Regions from separate parts of the Homo sapiens genome. Here region 2 is linked to region 1. Evidence: chromatin loops called from intact Hi-C (ENCODE). Cell type or tissue: Caco-2. All regions are shown on one strand. Each heading gives the region's core, and the rest is flanking DNA. Links, peaks and the distances in the headings are about the cores only.

Evidence for each region. Hi-C counts contacts between places; a loop is a spot of excess contacts. Peaks named below come from ENCODE experiments on the same cell type or tissue, not always from the same donor. Only the 100,000 strongest peaks of a DNase experiment are listed, where the experiment ranks them.
Region 2: it touches region 1 in a loop (4-fold over the local background); 5 of 110 quality-filtered maps call a loop at or near these places.

What each region holds. Positions count from the first base shown.
Region 1 is chr17:66,411,816-66,420,675 of GRCh38, reverse strand. The region is part of intron 2 of PRKCA (protein kinase C alpha); the gene reads right to left. It overlaps PRKCA-AS1 (PRKCA antisense RNA 1), which reads left to right and starts at 3,822. Exons shown (of 4, transcript NR_110822.1): 1 at 3,822-4,133; 2 at 4,891-5,706; 3 at 7,914-7,991. RefSeq lists enhancers at 3,836-4,335, 6,311-6,605. In Caco-2, for the core only: no CTCF peak of the experiment used is centred there; DNase peaks (open chromatin) are centred at 3,205 and 5,125.
Region 2 is chr17:66,344,249-66,353,108 of GRCh38, reverse strand. The region is part of intron 2 of PRKCA (protein kinase C alpha); the gene reads right to left. Among named protein-coding and RNA genes, the nearest start is that of PRKCA, 46 kb to the right of the region's middle. RefSeq lists enhancers at 4,224-4,518, 6,884-7,178 and a silencer at 6,884-7,178. In Caco-2, for the core only: no CTCF peak of the experiment used is centred there; a DNase peak (open chromatin) is centred at 4,348.

The DNA.
Region 1 (8,860 bases), core at 370-8,369:
ATTGAAAGTATTGTCGTGCATTTAATACACCTAACACCATATCGTAGCCGAGCCTACCTTAACCGTCCACAGAACACTTACATGAGCCTACAGTTGGGTAAAATCATCTCATGCAAAGCCTATTTGATAATAAAATGTTAAGTATCTTGTGTATTTACTGAATGCTGTGCTGAAAAATGAAAAACAGAATGGTCGTACAGGTACTTGAAGTACAATTTCTACTGAATTTCTATCACTTTTACACCGTCATGAAGTTGAAAAATCTTAAGCCAAACCATGCTAAGTTGGGACCATCTGTATTAGTTCTGACTCTTGACTAAAGCTTAGACAAAGCTGATGCTTCATAAACTTTAAGAACATGTCCCCTGGCCAGGTGTGGTGGTTCACGCCTGTCATCCTAGCACTTTGGGAGGCCAAGGCAGGTGGATCACCAGGTCAGGAGATCAAGACCATCCTGGCCAACATGGTGAAACTCCGTCTCTACTAAAAATACAAAATTAGCCGGGCGTGGTGGCATACTTCTGCAGTCCCAGCTACTTGGGAGGCTGAGGCAGGGGAATCGCTTGAACTCAGGAGGCGGAGGCTGCAGTGAGCCGAGATTGCGCCACTGTATTCCAGCCTGGTGACAGAGCAAGACTCCGTCTCATATTTAAAAAAAAAAAAAAAAAAAAAAGAACACAACCCAGAATGGGGTTTGTTTACCCCTTCAACAAACACTGACTGAGGACGCATTATGTTTACTACACATTGCTGTGGCTCAGTAAGTGCTGGGCACAAGATGTCAATAAATGAAGAAATACATGGATGGACCTATGCCTTGGAGACTTTCCCAATCATGCCCCAAGACATCAATCTCCAAGACTCTATTAAACTTGTAAGTTTAATAAAGTAGGCAGGTTTCTTTTTTCTTTAACATATGAAGCATAATATAATCTGATGATTCAGAAGGGACCTCAAGATTGTGTTGTGCCGTTTTTCTCATGCGGAGTGTTTAATTCTGGTTAGTAAAACTTTGAACCAAAAAAAATTCACATATAATTCACATCAAGTGACTAAAGACAGATACAATATGGGCATTTTGATGTGTACATTTGTACTTGACCAGGGCACAATTTATAATATACTAAGAAAACTTTAAAAATTAATTATAAAATGAGTATTTTTAGCACCCTTAGTAACAGCTACTTGTTTTAAACTATTATTTCGTTTTTGGTGACCAAATTATATTTGACCATAATTAAAGAACATATAACCTTAAAATAACATTTAAGAAACACAGTTACAACAGACACATGTTATATTAAATGAAGAAAGGAAAGAAATGTACATGTATTAAAGGGTACTGAGGTTTTTCAAACCCATTCTTTTGAAAAGGCCTTTTTATTCACTTTCATTTAAGTCAATTTAAACCTAAAAAATGTCTCTACTCAGTATGCTTACAGAAAGAGGTGACATCAGTGTTGAGCACATGACTGCCTAACAACCACTCAGTGCTAATCATTGAACTAGTATTCTTATTTGATTATCCTAACATAATAATTGAGCCCATGTATATACGCAAGATATGGAGGATCCAACTGATCAACTGCAGAAAGAAAAACACTCAAAAAATGCTGAGGCCAGGTGCAGTGGCTCAAGCCTGTAATCCCAGCACTTTGGGAGGCTGAGGTGGGCGATCACGAGGTCAGGAGATCAAGACCATACTGGCTAACACGGTGAAACCCCTTCTCTACTAAAAATACAAAAAAAAAAAAAAATTAGCCGGGCGTGATGGTGGGCGCCTGTAGTCCCAGCTACACAGGAGGCTGAGGTAGGAGAATGGCGTGAACACAGAAGGCGGAGCTTGCAGTGAGCCGAGATCGCGCCACTGCACTCCAGCCTGGGCAACAGAGTGAGACTCCCTCTTAAAAAACAAACAAACAAAGAAAAACGCTGAAACCGGCTGGGAGCAGTGGCTCGTGCCTATAATCCCGCACTTTAGGAGGCTGGGGCTGGAAGATCACTTGAGGTCAGGAGATCGAGGCCACCCTGGCCAATATGGTGAAACCCCGTCTCTACTAAAAATACAAAAATTAGCCAGGCGTGGTGACATGCACCTGTAAGTCCCAGCTACTTAGGAGGCTGAGGCAGGAGAATTGCTTGAGCCCGGGAGGCAGAGGTTGCAGTGAGCTGAGATCGCGCCACTGCACTCCAGCCTGGTGACAGAGCAAGACTCCATCTCAAAAAAAAAAAAAAGGCTAAAACAAATGACAAATGGATATGACTGAATCACTGTACCTTTTTGACACAACCTTAAATCTTGGTTTTACTGTTTACTGTATATTATTTGGTACTTCTGGATTCAGTAGTCGGAGTAAAAACAAGTTTCTGTATTCAAACATATCTACAGAATGTCAATATAAAATATATGCATATATACATTTACTATACACATACGCGCACACACACAAGTAGGCAGTTTTCTCATAGCTTTTAGATCTGCTTAATCCACAGACATCTGCAAGCCATTCCCATCTTTTTCAGCAAGAACTGTCCTTCCTTCACACCTGCACGTCCTTCCAAATGGGGGACACAGCTTCAACAGAAGACAGTAAAACCCACGCGCACCAAAAAGTTTACAGAAATGTGTGCTGAGTGATCCTCACTGCCCATGAAGAGGTCCACGCTCAAACATGGCTAATTTGGGGAAAATAAAACAGAGAGTGTGCAACATTGCTGTGCAGATTTGTGTTTTGTATTCCTAGCATGGGAGTTACCATAGAAATAAAAGAGGTAAGTAGTTTAAGAAAAATCCCAGTTGCATGCATCCTGGGGACTGTGAACCAAAGAATGGCCTGAGCAACTCTAGGACTCTTTTTTGCCATGAAGAGAACGATATTTAAATTGGATTTCAACAGAGGAATAACTATCTCTATCAGGAAAAGTCCTGTGTTTCACCTTCCACTACCTGAGAGGCAGCCAAACAAAAGACCAAACGTGAGCCTGGGCAATGGGCAACAGGTAGCTGTCGCTTTGCAGTGACACTGGAGGCAGAGGGACCCTCCTTACCTGGGGTGGTATGCAACTGAGAAAAGAGACAGCAGGAGCTCTCTGCAGGTACATGTGATGAGTGTTTGCTCAACTGAAAATCTAAGCTTAGAGCAATTCCAGAGAGAGAATGCAAGTCTCTACAAGCAGAAATGGCCTGAAGCCATCCTTGCAGCCTAGGAATGGATGGGCCACAGAGGCAACACAGGACAGTAAGAACCAAAGATGATAATCCAGGCAAAGACAAATTCCTCTGCTGCACCTGGCTAGGGATTTCACCAGATCTTTAGGGACCAAAGTTCACACTAGCCAGACAGTTTTGTGGTATTAGGGCACCTGTATCTGTAATTATACCTAAATTGAACAATACGGTAAACTGCAGTAAACTATGCTATGGATTTAATAATTTTCAATTAATCTTTTTATTGTATTAAAAAAAAAAAAGGCCAGGCTGGGCACGGTGGCTCACACCTGTAATTCCAGCACTTTGGGAGGCCGAGGCAAATGGATCACTTGAGCTCAGGAGTTTGAGACCAGCCTGGCCAACATGGCAAAACCCCCATCTCTACCAAAAATACAAAAATTAGCTGGGCGTGGTAGGGGGCACCTGTAGTCCCAGCTGCTCAGGAGACTGAGGCAGGAGAATCACTTGAACCCAGGAGGCGGAGGTTGCAGTGAGCCGAGATCGCGCCATTGCACTCCAGCCTAGGTGACAGAGCGAGACCGCCCACCCACCCCCAACTTTTTTTGAGACAAAGGCCAGAGTTCCAGAACCTTTTCCAATACTGTGACACATGGACAGGGTAGATCTCAGACAGACAATCCACAGTGAGGTTTCTGGCACCCGGGGTGTGCAGTCCACACACAGGAACAGGATGTTTCCAGCAGGAGGAGGAAGCACAAGGTTACACAGGCTTCAGAGTCAGGCTGCCAGGGATCAAATCCCAGCACCTCCTTTTTCCTGTGATGGGGCTTGTTCAACTTCTTTGATATCTCTAAACTAGGGATAACAACAGCACCCGCTTGAGACTATTGGGTGGATTGACTGAACTCATCTATGTAAAATGCCCAGCACACAATAAGCTTCATCAGCTGTTATAATTAAGGTCAGTCCTTGAAAAGGCTTAGTGGAGTTTGGGCAGGTGGCTACACGGTGGGAGAGGATCCAGCTGTGCCTGTCAGTCCCCAGCTGCCGGCCACATGGATGCTCCCCACTCCCCTAGCCACCTCTGCCTGTGTACGCTTCTGACACTACGCTGCCTCTGCTTCCCTCTCCCTGTTCCAGCACGTCGGGCACACACGTGGAGTTGCACTAATGCCATTCCGCTGCAGCTTTCTGCATGGCCCACACCCATCTTTTCCTGGGTGTCCACTCTCAGCCAGTCAGGATGGTGGTTGCCCATCCTGCAGGGGTCCAGGACCTGTAGCCTGTGTGATAGACACCAGCAGCAGCTAGTCTATCAGCCACCTCAGTAGAGGCAGGTGACAACAGTGCAGGCTCTTTCATGATGGTAGACTTTGGAATTAGTTACAGATGAGTAAGAGAAACCCATAGTGAGGGAGGGGGTCTTACCGGTTCATTCATCCATTTAACCACCATTTACAGAATGCCCACTGTGTGCCAGTCAGTATCCAGAATTCCCAAAGAGGCACCTAACGAATGGGAATGCATGCAGCCTGACAGTGTGGGTGGCTTGTCACTTACAGCAGCCTCCTGCCCAGGTTTCTTTAAGCCTTTCAAGGACTGACCTTAATTATAACAACAGCTGATGAGTGCTTATGTGCCAGGCATTTTATATGGACGGATTCATTCAGTCCACCCAACAAGTTTGAGCAGGCACTGTTGTTATCCCCATTTCACAGATGAGGAAGCAGACGCAAAAAAGGCAACCAGGCAAAGTCCCTATCGCCCAACCTACCCAGAAACCAACAGACCCCAGGGCACTTCGAGCTGGAAAGGGCTAGAAAGCTTACCACTTTTTTTTCTTTGAAGCTGAACACTTCTTTGAACGCTTTCTCTAACATCGATTTAAGGATATCTTTGATCTTTGTGGAAACAAAGAAGAATGCTTTAAGACTGCGCTTAGAAATCTGGCCGTTTGGTTTTAAGGTCATTGGCCTCTGCCTACCGTGCTCCTGAATGAATAGCTCAGGACTTCCAGGGCTACCTTTGGGCCAAAAGTTAATAATTTACAGCTGAGCAAGTGTAGGTAAACTGCCACTTTACAGCAAGCTTCTAATCCCTCACTGATCACTTTGAAAATTACAAAGGACATTCACTTCAAGTGTGAGCCAATTCAGAATCAACCTCATGCTAATTTGATATAAGCTGTTCACTGAGGGAAAAAGTCCAAAGGAGGTTCTAACTTATTTTCTAAATGGACATCGTATCAAAATTAAAAATTCAATGACAGCATCTTTTAGCTCAATCATAGTTAAGTATATAATACTGCTGAATTTAAAGTCAGCAGAGATTATCTAGACTTTACTATGAAATATAGACAAGCTGTGCTTTTAAAAGGTTTATTTAAATTACTGATTATAAAAGTAATCCAAGCCCATTTGTGAAAATTTGGAAAATGTGGAAGAGTATAAAGAAAAAAAAAACTACTCATTCTATGAGCACCGAGAGATAAACGTTATCATGTTGGCGCACTTCCTTCTGGCCTTTTTCTCCAGGTACATTTAAGTATATTTTCATTCTGGTCTATTTATAGGCATTTGTACCTTGCCACTCTTCTTAACATCATGTCACTAAACTAGTCTTTAAAAACAATTTCTAGTGGCTTCATAGTATGTCTTACTATGAAGTAAGTCTCCTGGCATATAGTACATGCAGGAAGACCACAAGATATCAAACCAGCCCCTGACTTTTTCTATTTTCTCCAGTACAGTACACCTGGCGTTCACCAGACTATAACATCTGCTTGAATCACATTGTCACACACAAACAGAAACCAAGCAGAGTTAGTAGCAAAAGTCCTAAAAGGTTAGATCCACTGCCAAGCTGGTCATACCATATAAGACAAGCAAAAACATCCTTGGTTATACACATGTGAAGCAAAGTATGATGCTGTGTAATAAGAAATATGTATTTGGCCTCTGGTTGTATTCATCTGTTCTCTCATTGCTATAAGGAAATACCTGAGACTGGGTAATTTATACAGAAAAGAGGTTTAATTGCTTCACAGTTCCACAGGCCGTACAGGAAGCATGGTGACACGTTTCTGGGGAGGCCTCAGGGAACTTACAATCATGGCAGAAGGCAAAGCGGGAGGGAGGCATTTTCCATGGCAGAAGCAGGAGGAAGAAAGAGGGAGCAGGGAGGTGCTACACACTTTTAAACGACCAGATCTCGTGAGAACTCACTCACAGCACCAAGGTGATGGGGCTAAACCATTCCTGAAGGATCCACCCCCATGATCTAATCACCTCTCACCAAACCCCACCTCCAACACTGGGGATCACAATTCCTATGAGATGTGGGTGGGGATGCAGATCCAAACCATATCACTGGTATACATTTAGTTCCTGATGTAGAGCTCCTGAAACCCTTATAAATAGATAGGGAAATTACGTCCCTATCTATTTATATGCATCTTTCGTTCTCATATTTAATCTTTTTTTTTTTTTTTTGAGATGCAGTCTCACTCTGTCACCCAGACTGGAGAGCAGTGGTGCAATCCTGGCTCACTGCAACCTCTGCCTCCTGGTTCAAGCGATTCTCCTGCCTCAGCCTCCCCAGTAGCTGAGATTACAGGTGCCTGCCACCATGCTCAGCTAATTTTTGTATTTTTAGTAGAGACGGGGTATTGCCATGTTGGCAAGGCTGACCTCGAACTCCTGACCTCTAGTGATCTGCCTGCCTTGGCCTCCCAAAATGCTGGGATTACTGACGTGAACCACCACACCCAGCCCTGATACTTAATCTTTGACCCCAGTTCCTAACACAGAGCTCATAAGAGCTCTGTAATTTCCTGAGAGACCGGAGTGTCTGACACAGAGCTGCAAAATCTTTTGGAATCTGTTGGGTAATGGGAGCTTCTTTTGTTCTAATGAGGCGACACTTGGTGGGCTCCTCAATAGTCTCCTGATGCGTAGGTGGCTGGTTGCCAGGAAAATCATCTGATTAGAGGCTGAAACTCTCAACCCCACCCTCTGACCTCTGGGGAAGGGAGAGAGGCTGCGGGTTGAATTGATCACCAATGGTCAATGATGTAATCAATCATGTCTACATAACAGACAAGCTCCTGGTTGCTGAGGTGCCAGGAGGCTGGCACATCTGGAAAGGGCATGGATACTCCACCCCCCTGCCTACATGCCCTACTGTGCATCTCTTCCTTCTGGCTGTTCATCTGTATCCCTTGAAATATCCTTTATAATAAATCAGCAAATATAAGTATTTGCCTAAGTTCTGTGAGCTGCCCTAGTAGATGAACTGAGCCTGAGAAGGGGTGATGGGAAGCCAAAGTTAGAGACAGTCAGTCAGGAGCACAGGTCACAATCTGGCGATTTACGTTGGCATCTGAGGAGAGAAGCAGTAGTCTCTTGGGACTGAGCCCTTAACTTGTGGGATCTGACACTACTGCCAGGTGGGCAGCGTCAGAACTGAACTGAACTACACAGCTGGTGTCTGCTGGAGAATTGCTTGGTGTGTGTGTTGTGGGGGGTGCAGAATCTCCACATATCTGGTATCTGAAGTGTTGTGTTGAGTGGTGCATCAGAGTAGGAAGAACGCCTCGGTTCTTCCCATCTCTAATGGCTGGTATCTGCTGGGGAACGGATTGGCTGCTGGTGTGGAGAAATCCTCACGTTTTAGAGACCATGGAGGAAGTGATCTGGATTAGAATAGGAAAAACACTTTGGTTTTTTCCTATCTCTTACAGATCAGAGGAAGAGGAAGGGTGGTGTATCTTCATGAAACTACTAACCCAAACCCAGAACACAGCCATCTCGCTACTAAAGTAAGTCAAAAGCGCTTGGGAAATTCACAAAGGAAGGACACCAGAAAGCAGGTGGCACATAGCTCAGACATAAACCCCTGCAGAAGTTTGTGGGGCAAATGGGTCCCTGCAGCTCCTAGTGTGGACTCTCCCATTTTCCAAGGGCAGATGTTCACAAACCTGGGGCTCAGGACAAATACTCAGGGTTATTTCCCTTGAAGTGACACCTTAACTTTATTCATTTTAAAGAAAACGTCTGACAAATGCCCAAGTCTGAAAAACTGATTTGTCAGTCGCTCTTTTAAGTAAAAGTGCAAAAGTAAATAAATAAATAGAAATTTTAAAAATAGGCCAGGTGCAGTGGCTCACGCTTGTAATCCCAGCACTTCAGAAGGCCAAGCCTGGTGGACGACTTGAGCTCAGGAGTTCGAAACCAGCCTGGCCAATATGGAGAAACACTGTCTCTCCCAAAAATACAAAAATCAACTGGATGTGGTGGTGTGTGCCTTGGGAGGCTGAGGTGGGAGGATCACCTGAGCTCAGGAAGTCAAGGCTGCAGTGAGCAGTGATCGTGCCACTGCACTCCAGCCTGGGTGATGGAACAAGACCCAGTCTTAAGTAAATTAATTAATTAAACTAAGTAAAAGTGATGTTCCATGAAAATAGTGGCTAGTTCCATTCATTACTCAAAAAAAAAAAAAAAAGATTTTTTTTCCTGAAAAATAATGATCTCTCAGTGTCCAGAGGCACTTTATCCATACTTCTCATTTTATTACAAAGAATATTTTTAAAAAGTAATAAAAAGTAAGGTTTTTTTAATATTCTCAAAAATTACCAGAAAGTAGGCGGCCCATTGCTCAGACAAGAATCCCTGCAGCACAGTCAGGGTT
Region 2 (8,860 bases), core at 644-8,643, 68 kb after region 1:
TAGATCTCTGGAGTGCATGGCATAAAAAGAACCTATCTTCATTGCAACCAGGTAGTTGGTTGACAATTAGCAATAACTCTTGACAGACTAAAACGTCTAACAGGATATTAAAAACAGATACCGAAGAAATACATAGAAATATAAATGGCTGGATAAAATTATTTCATCTCTGAAAAATCAAGAACACCCTTCATATACCATTCTTCGCCACTTCCCTCCTCCCCAAACCCTAAAATAATACAACTCAGGCCGGGCACGGTGGCTCATTCCTGTAATCCCAGCACTTTGGAAGGTAGAGGCGGGCGGATCACAAGGTCAGGAGTTCAAGACCAGCCTGGTCAACATGGTGAAACCCCGTCTCTACCAAAAATACAAAAATTAGCTGAGTGTGGTGGCACGCACCTGTAGTCCCAGCTACTCGGGAGGCTGAGGCAGGAGAATCACTTGAACCCAGGAGACGGAGGTTGCAGTGAGCTGAGATTGCGCCACTGCACTCCAGCCTGGCAACAGAGAGAGACTCCATCTCAAAAAAAAAAAAAAAAAAAAAAAACCTCAAAAAACACCACAAATTCAAGATGCTCTTTTTTCTCCTGATATTCTTTCCCTTTCATCTGCCCTAAAGCTAACCAGAAGAATGTCAACCGCCTCAGCAGAATTATCACTTAGCCCTGCAGCAGAGAACTCCTGGGCTGTCTGCAGAGCCCATGCCCTGCTCTTGATAGTTCATTTCATGGTCACAGAAAAGCCTCCAGGCCTCAGATAGTACATTTCATGATCACAGAAAAGCCTCCAGGCCTCAGGAAGACACTGATGAGTTCCCTCAAAAGGCAGAGCAGAAAATAATTAGAAATAAAGGAAATAGGGTACTGTCCGGACCCTATGGCTTGCTCTGAGTTTTGTAGCCCTACTAGACTATTTCCAGAACCTTGAAATAGCTTCCAGACTCTGGGATCTCACGTCAGCCCTCTAAGCCACATTTATTCCCCAGCCCCATTCCCATGAGCAGAGTTCATTGGACTTGGGTAGACAGCTGACCACATTGGGCCAACCAAATTCTTCCTCAGGAATTTAAACAGAGACTTGTGTCTGTCTGCATTTGAACTTGAAGGCAGAGGTATGCTCACGACGTGACACTGCCAGTTTAGACCCTAAGAGCAGGGAAGTGGAGGAAGCCCAACCACTGCCACAGAGAACGAATCTGATACTGGGAGAGAAGCACGGGTGAGTCCCAGGGTTCTCGGGGTGAAAGAGCAGTGCCTTGGCTCCTGGTATTGCCCTAGTCCTGGTTCCAGACTCCCTTGTAGCCTGGCAGCATTTCCTGCCCTTCTCCCCATAAACCACCCTGTGAATCCTTATACAAATTCTACTTTTATGGTTTACGCTGGTTTGAGTAGGCATTTATTATTTGTAACCAATAAGATATAGTCACATGTTTAATCGTTTAAAAAGTTAATATTTAATGATTTATAACCCCAGGAGAATAGCTTATAGCACACATTTCTTTAGCAGCACATACTAAAATGTATTTGTTTCCAATGTCAAAATCTATTTTTTATGTTTCCCAATAGCCCTTTCTAAACACAGCCACATATAGGGTATTAGTACTCACTCTCCCTGGCCTACGGGATGAGCTCTCGAATCTAAAAACCTTGGGTGAAACATTTTACTTTCAGATCTTCAAACTGAGGAAAGAGTCTCACAGACTAAAACACATACCATAGGAACCAACACAATGCCAGGAACACTTGCTCAGGACTCAGAAACGGGGGCACCAAAACTGGGCTGGAGTTTAGGTAATAGCCACTAGCCATGGCAGTCCCTGCCCTGTCAGTTGGCACGCGCCCATAGCCTGAAGGAGGAAGTAAAATCAGAACAGTGCTAACACTTCATGGTTTTCCTGGCCAGGAAATTCGGCTGTACTCATTCAAGCATCCACCCATTCCACATTCACTGCATACCCACTCCCCACTACATACCAAGCTCAGCACCACACGATGGGGAATACTGGGGTGATTATGACAGACCCTGTCCACTCAGAGTTTCTTCCATCAAACATTCACACTTTAGTAAGACAGAGGAAACTGGCACACAGACAATTACATTGTACTGCAGTCCATGATAAAACGAGAAGTGTGGCAGATCGCAGCAATGCAGAGAAAGAACGCTGCGAGTTCCACACATTGAAAGGGAGGGAGGAAACCAGAGTCAACTAAACATGCCTCTGGACTGTGCATTTGCACACGAATGCTCATGGAAGGCTAGGGACCGTCAAAAACTGGTCCCAGGCTAGTCACGGTGCCTCACGTCTGTAATCCCAGCAGTTTGGGAGGCCAAGGCAAGCAGATTGCTTGAGCCCAGGAGTTCAAGGCCAGCCTGGGCAACACAGCAAAACCCCATCTCTACCAAGGGGAAAAAAAAATTAGCCAGGTGTGGTTGTGTGCACCTATAGTCCCAGCTACTTGGGAGGCTGAGGTGGGAGGATCGCTTAAGCCTGGGAGGTCAAGGGTGCAGTGAGCCACGACGGTGCCACTGCACTGCAGCCTGGGTGAGAGAGTAAGATCCTGTCTCAAAAAAGATTAAAAAAAATAATAAAACTGGCCCCAAACACAAATGAACAGAATTCCAAAAATGGAAAATAACATAATTTTAGATTTTTATTTCCATTTTCTGTTTCCTTTAGGAAAGGGAAACAGAAGTGGTCTCCCCTGTAATCAATCCCTCCCTGTCTCCTGTGGGTCCACGGACACCCACATGAAAGACCCCAGCTCCCTGCCTGGGTGAGCCCCGGGCAGGACTGACCACTCAGACGGCTCATTTGGTCACACCTTTCCTGAGCCCTTCCTCTCAGATCAGAATTGCCTGTTACCTACACCGAGCATCCAAGCTCGTTTTCCAACATGTGAAAAGCCAGTTTCCAAAGGAAAAAGGAAAAAAATAAAAAGGCACTGTTACCACCAATTTATCCCCTCATTTGTAACCAGGCTGAGCTGTAAGCAGACCCCTGCCAGCACCTGAAAGGCCATCGCTCTGAGGACACTAGCCCGAGCTTTAGTTACAATATCTTTTTTCACTGCCCATTAGGTGCTCAGCTGCCCCCTCTCTCCTTTCCCCACACACGCCGGCTCCTAGGGTGGACTTTTTTTTTAACCTCTGTAACTAAATAACCTGATAACGCCATGTGATAAGGGAATGGTGGCCTAAAAACCCTAAGTTTCCAATTCCAGCAGCCATGGCTCCATTTTCATGTTTCACACACAGAAGACATTAACGAAGGCCCTAAAAATAAGAGACACTGGAGGCAGCCAAAGAGACACCTAACACTCAATCAAAGCCGTGCAAGTGAGGAGAGCAGTTTTTGGGAGCCAGGCCAAACACTGTTCTATTGGAGGAATGAATTTTGTGTTTGTGCGCAGTCAGCAGCCCAGAGGAGATGTGAGAATACAGGACCTGGACAACTAAAGGCCCGGGAAAACCCTCTCTGTCCTGCCAGAGTCTACCGCATGGGCAAACACTCCATACCCAAACTGTTCAAAAGGGATGACTTATTTCTTCCATGCAAAAGGCCAGAAGAAAAATGAAAAGCCAGAAGGAGAGAGGAAACAAGGGTGTGATGGTTTCTTTGCAAACCTCTACTGCGGAACAGCTCCATACTCACCAAGCCAGGTCTACACAGCAGGCCTGGTTTAGTGTTGGCTACTGGTTTTCCATCCCTAAGACATGTGCAACCTTGCCAAATGCGGGGGGTAGCAGGGTAGGCAGGCAGCATATTCATCCTCAGGGGAGAACAGCAAAAGCCCAGAAGGAATTTTAATTTCTCTTATAAAACAAAAATCTCAAGACAAAAACTTTACTGCCAAACTTTACATGGAAAGCAAAAATAAACTATTTGCTTTATACCTGCTGCCACAGGTATGAAATATTTTATTAGATGACTGTCCACTCACCATTAGGCTGACTCTCAAATTATGGACAGGAAGAGAGCAAACCGTTCACTTGATGGACGCAGCTAAGATGAACACTCAGCTGCTCACATTGTGTTCAGGTTCTGGTGCATTTTGAACACTTCGTAAGAGAAATTACTGAAGCTCTTAATAACAAACTTGCCTTCCAGAACAGAAAGGTTTTATGAAAAAATCCTCAACCAAACCCTTGATACATTCTCAGTTAAATGCTATACTAAAAGTTCTCAGGAAGTCTCTATTTTGGAGACCTGTAATTTTTAACCGTATAGTTTGGTTGCTGCTGACTAAAGCTGAGAGTAATTTTACAACTCCATTATCCACATGTGGATGACTCATTTGTTAGATTAGCCTAACTTCCAGCTGCCCTCCCCCTCTGCTGTTCAACCTGCTGCTGGATAATGTTCCAACTGCCTGCTCTAAGAGGCTGAAAGTATGCAAACCCATCTTAACACAACACAGAGACAAAATGAGATAGTGGTGTTGACTATGTTTTGAATGCATTTCTCCAAGACAAATAAGAGTTTTGGATTGATGCACTGTTTTGGGCAATTGGCACAATTTCACTTTATTAGTATGAATTTTAATGTGATGTTTCTAACCTCTTAAATCAAAGTGTGCCTCAAAGTATGCTCCACAAACCCTTAAGGGTCCTCATGATCAAACCACTTTAATGATAATACTGAGCCACTATTTGCCTTTTTCCTTGTGTTGACGTTTGCACTGATGGTGCAAGAGCAATGGTGGTGTGACAGCAGGAACCTTAGCCTGAGTCAAGGTGACAGTGCCAGGCGGTACTAGCAGGAATTATGTTCTTCCCACCATGAAATCCCAGGGGCTTTTTGTTGTCTTTTATGCCAGTTTCATTTAAGAAAGTCTCGATGAAGCATTAACAATTATTGATTCTGGGCCAGGCATGGTGGCTCACACCTATAATCACAGCACTTTACGAGGCCAAGGCAGGTGGATCACATGAGGCCAGGAGTTGGAGACCAGCCTGGCAAACATGGTGAAACCCCATCTCTACTAAAACTATAAAAATTAGCCGGGCGTGGTGGCGTGTGCCTGTAATCCCAGCTACTCATAAGTCTGAGGCAGTAGAATCGCTTGAACCCAGGAGGTGGAGGTTGCAGTGAGCTAAGACTGGGCCACTGCACTCCAGCCTGGGCACAGAGCAAGACTTTGTCTCAAAAAAAAAAAAAAAAAAAGGTTCAGAATTCTGAGTAAATATTCTGACACATAAAGCATTTGGCTACACTCCAGGGATGAGGGCTGTCTTGAGCTGAGCAGCCACTCTCTCCATGAAACACCACTTTGACTCAAAAGAACAACTACAATATGGTTGCTTAGACTTGGATATTTGGCAGATACTTTTTTGAAATACAATAAAGTTTTCCAAGTGAAAAACACAATCTTAGAAAATGTGCATCTACCGTCAGCTTGACGGCTTCCTAATAATACTTAAAGGCTCTTTGATGAGACTGATGGTGATACTAATAATTGTGACTTTTTTGATGTTGAATAATGAAATGTGTCAACATTTAGAAGAACCTGCAGAACTCAATGAAATAGTGTTTTCCAAACTAAAGAATGCGGTCACACCAACACATAAAAGAGCCATTCAACACATAAGATGGACCAATATGAAACACAGACACGGTTTCATTCTCTACCTTGCAACCAACCTTTGAGAAACTTACTTGCCAACGACCACTATCAAAAGTATCAAAGAATATCTCCAGTTACGTGAAAAAGCTATTAAAATATTCCCTCCTTTTTTCAATTACATATATGTGTTAGACATACACTTCAACCAAAACATATCACAACAGATTGAAGCAGAAGCAGCTGAGAGTCCAACTATGTTTTATTTAAGTCAGACAGAAGAGGGATGTAAAACACCACTCTTCCCACTAAATTTTTTTTGTTAGGGAAAATGTCCTTTTTCATAAAATTATGTAGTTTGTGTAACTGTATAAAGGGATTACTATTACTATTTTAAATCAATTAATAAATCTTTAAAATCTCTCATCTTAAATTTCTAATATGACCAATATCAGTAGATAAAATCTATGTAAATAAAACTCTTTAGAGTCCCCAATAATTTTTTTTTTTTTTTTAGATGGAGTCTTGCTCTGTCACCCAGGCTGGAGTGCAGTGGCATGATCTTGGCTCCCTGCAACCTCCGCCTCCCGCGTTCAAGTGATTCTCCTGCCTCAGCCTCTGGAGTAGCTGGGATTACAGGTGTGAGCCACCACGCCCAGCTAATTTTTTGTATTTTTAGTAGAGATGGGGTTTAACCATGTTGGCCAGGGCTGGTCTCGAACTCCTGACCTCAAGTGATCTGCTTGCCTCGGCCTCCCAAAGTGCTGGGATTACAAGCGTGAGTCACTGCACCAAAAGCCATCCTAAGAACTAGTGCCTTAATCTATACTAAAAAATTCAACATGTCAACTCTATTTAATATTTTCAAATAAAAATGGATTTCCAGTATCATAGGACATAATATTTCTAATAAGCTTGGCTTTTTAAAACATATACTTTGTTGATATGCCCAGGGATCATCTCTTAGGATCTGTAGTTTTCATACTAAAATCCACCCAACAGCCAGGCACAGTGGCGCAAACCTGTAAAACCAACCACTTGGGAGGCTGAAGCAAGAAGCTTGAGCCCAAGAGTTCAAAAGTCCATCCCGGGCAATATAGCAAGACTCTGTCTCTAATTTTTTTTTTTTAATTTAAAAAAGATATCTCAGCAGGGCGTGGTGGCTCAGGCCTGTAATCTTAGCACTTTGGGAGGCCAAGGTGGGCAGATCACTAGGTCAGGAGATCGAGACCATCCTAGCTAACACGGTGAAACCCTGTCTCTACTAAAAACACAAAAAAATTAGCCAGGCGTGGTGGCACGTGCCTGTAGTCCCAGCTACTCGAGAGGTTGAGGCAGGAGAATCGCCTGAACCCAGGAGGTGGAAGTTGCAGTGAGCTGAGATAGTGCCACGTGCGCACTCCAGCTTGAGTGACAGAGTGAAACTCCATCTCAAAAAAAAAAAAAAAGCAAAAAAAGATAACGCAATAGCTTATCTTTTACTGGCACTCAGTCATTCACTCAGAATGTAGTTACTGAGCACCTTCCAGATGATGCTAGAAATATCAGCAACACTGCCCTCATGGACATTATGTTCCAGTGGCATTCATCCATCATCTACTTAGGTATTCGTTCAATGAAATTAATTAGCCATCTATTATATGCCAGGCACTGTGCTTGGTCTAGGAATCAAAATGTTGATACACCTAACTGCATTTTTTATTAGGGCTATAAATTCCATTTTCAAATGTTTTCAAAATTTTTGCTCATTTCCAAATTTCCTTGAAGTTCAGAGAGATTTCTTCATCCTCAATCTGAAGGCTACTGCTTCTATATATTTTTCCTGCCTGCAATTTTACGATGAAATAACTCAAGTTTTAAGGTAAGAGAAATAAGTCAATAATCAGGACTGTCGTACAGTCAGCCACCTCCCTGACACTGACTTTTTCATTTCCATGATAAAAAAAGGAAAATGGTCCCTGACCCTGGAGCTCCAGGAAAGCCAGCTTCCAGCACTTTGTGAAGGGAATGCATCCCTCGGGAGGCTCAAGAGAACTGGAAGCTGCCTCTATTGGCAGGATGACCCGGGATGACACGGATTTCCTTATAAAACTAATTAGGCAAGTGATGGCATATATAAACACTACTCTGAAAGTCATTAAAGCAAGATTCCAGAGGAAACTGAAAGATAATTGTCCATTAGTTACACAGGCTGAACATAAATGATTGCTTCAGAAATTCAACTTCCTAACAAGGTTTTCTAATTCAATCACAATTTAAATACACACACACACACACAAAAGTAGCTAGAAAACTGGTGTAGGAAGTAATGGTGGTAACATATAAATCTCAAATGTGTGAATTGATAACAATTCTGTAATCCTGTGTATTTTGCTATTTCCAAAGCAAGATAAGGTATAAGAGTTCCTAAGAAAATCCAGCAATAGAGGGTGCGGGGGAAAGGGTATTTAGTTTGCAAAAGAAATAGGAGACAAATGAGAAAAATAAAAAGGGTAATCCTTGATTCTGAGCATATGCAGGGGCATTACATAAAACAGGCTTGATCATACTGCAATAGGTATATTCGTTCTTTCAGTAAAAATCTGAATGCACAATGTGTGATACAAAGTACAGGCATGAGGTGTGGCGGCACGTGCCTGCATTCCCAGCTACTTGGGAGACTGAGGCAGGAGAATCACTCGAACCCAGGAGGTGGAAGTTGCAGTGAGCCGAGATCGCGCAAGTGCACCCCAGCCTGGGTGACAGAGTGGGACTCCATCTCAAAATAAATAAAAGTAGAGTATAGGTATGACTTCTGCCAACCAGCAGGACTTGTCAATATCTGTGACAAAAAGAAAGCTCTGGAGTCAAAGAGCCTTGATTCAAATCACAGTTCTGCCACTTACTAGCTACCATTTACTTACATTTCTAAGCCTCAGTTTCCTCATCTCTAAAATAAGGATGCCAACACTAACTTTACAGGGATGATTATGTAACTTAGCCAGCATGGGGATAGGCTAATAACAACTAACTGTTTTTTTGTTGTTGTTGTTGTTGTTTGTTTTTTGTTTTTGGTACAGATGGGTTTCACCATGTTGGCCAGCCTGATCTCAAGCTCCTGAGCTCAAGCTATCTGCCCGCCTCAGCCTCCCAAAGTGCTGGGATTACAGGCGTGAGCCACAGCGCCCGGCACAGCTAGCTGTTTCTATTGGAAAAGCTAAACAGCATAGTCAAAAAAACATAAAAATAAAGCCAAGAAATAGTACATGCACAATTACCGCTAAAGGAATTAAGAGACTGAATGATCATTTTGGTCT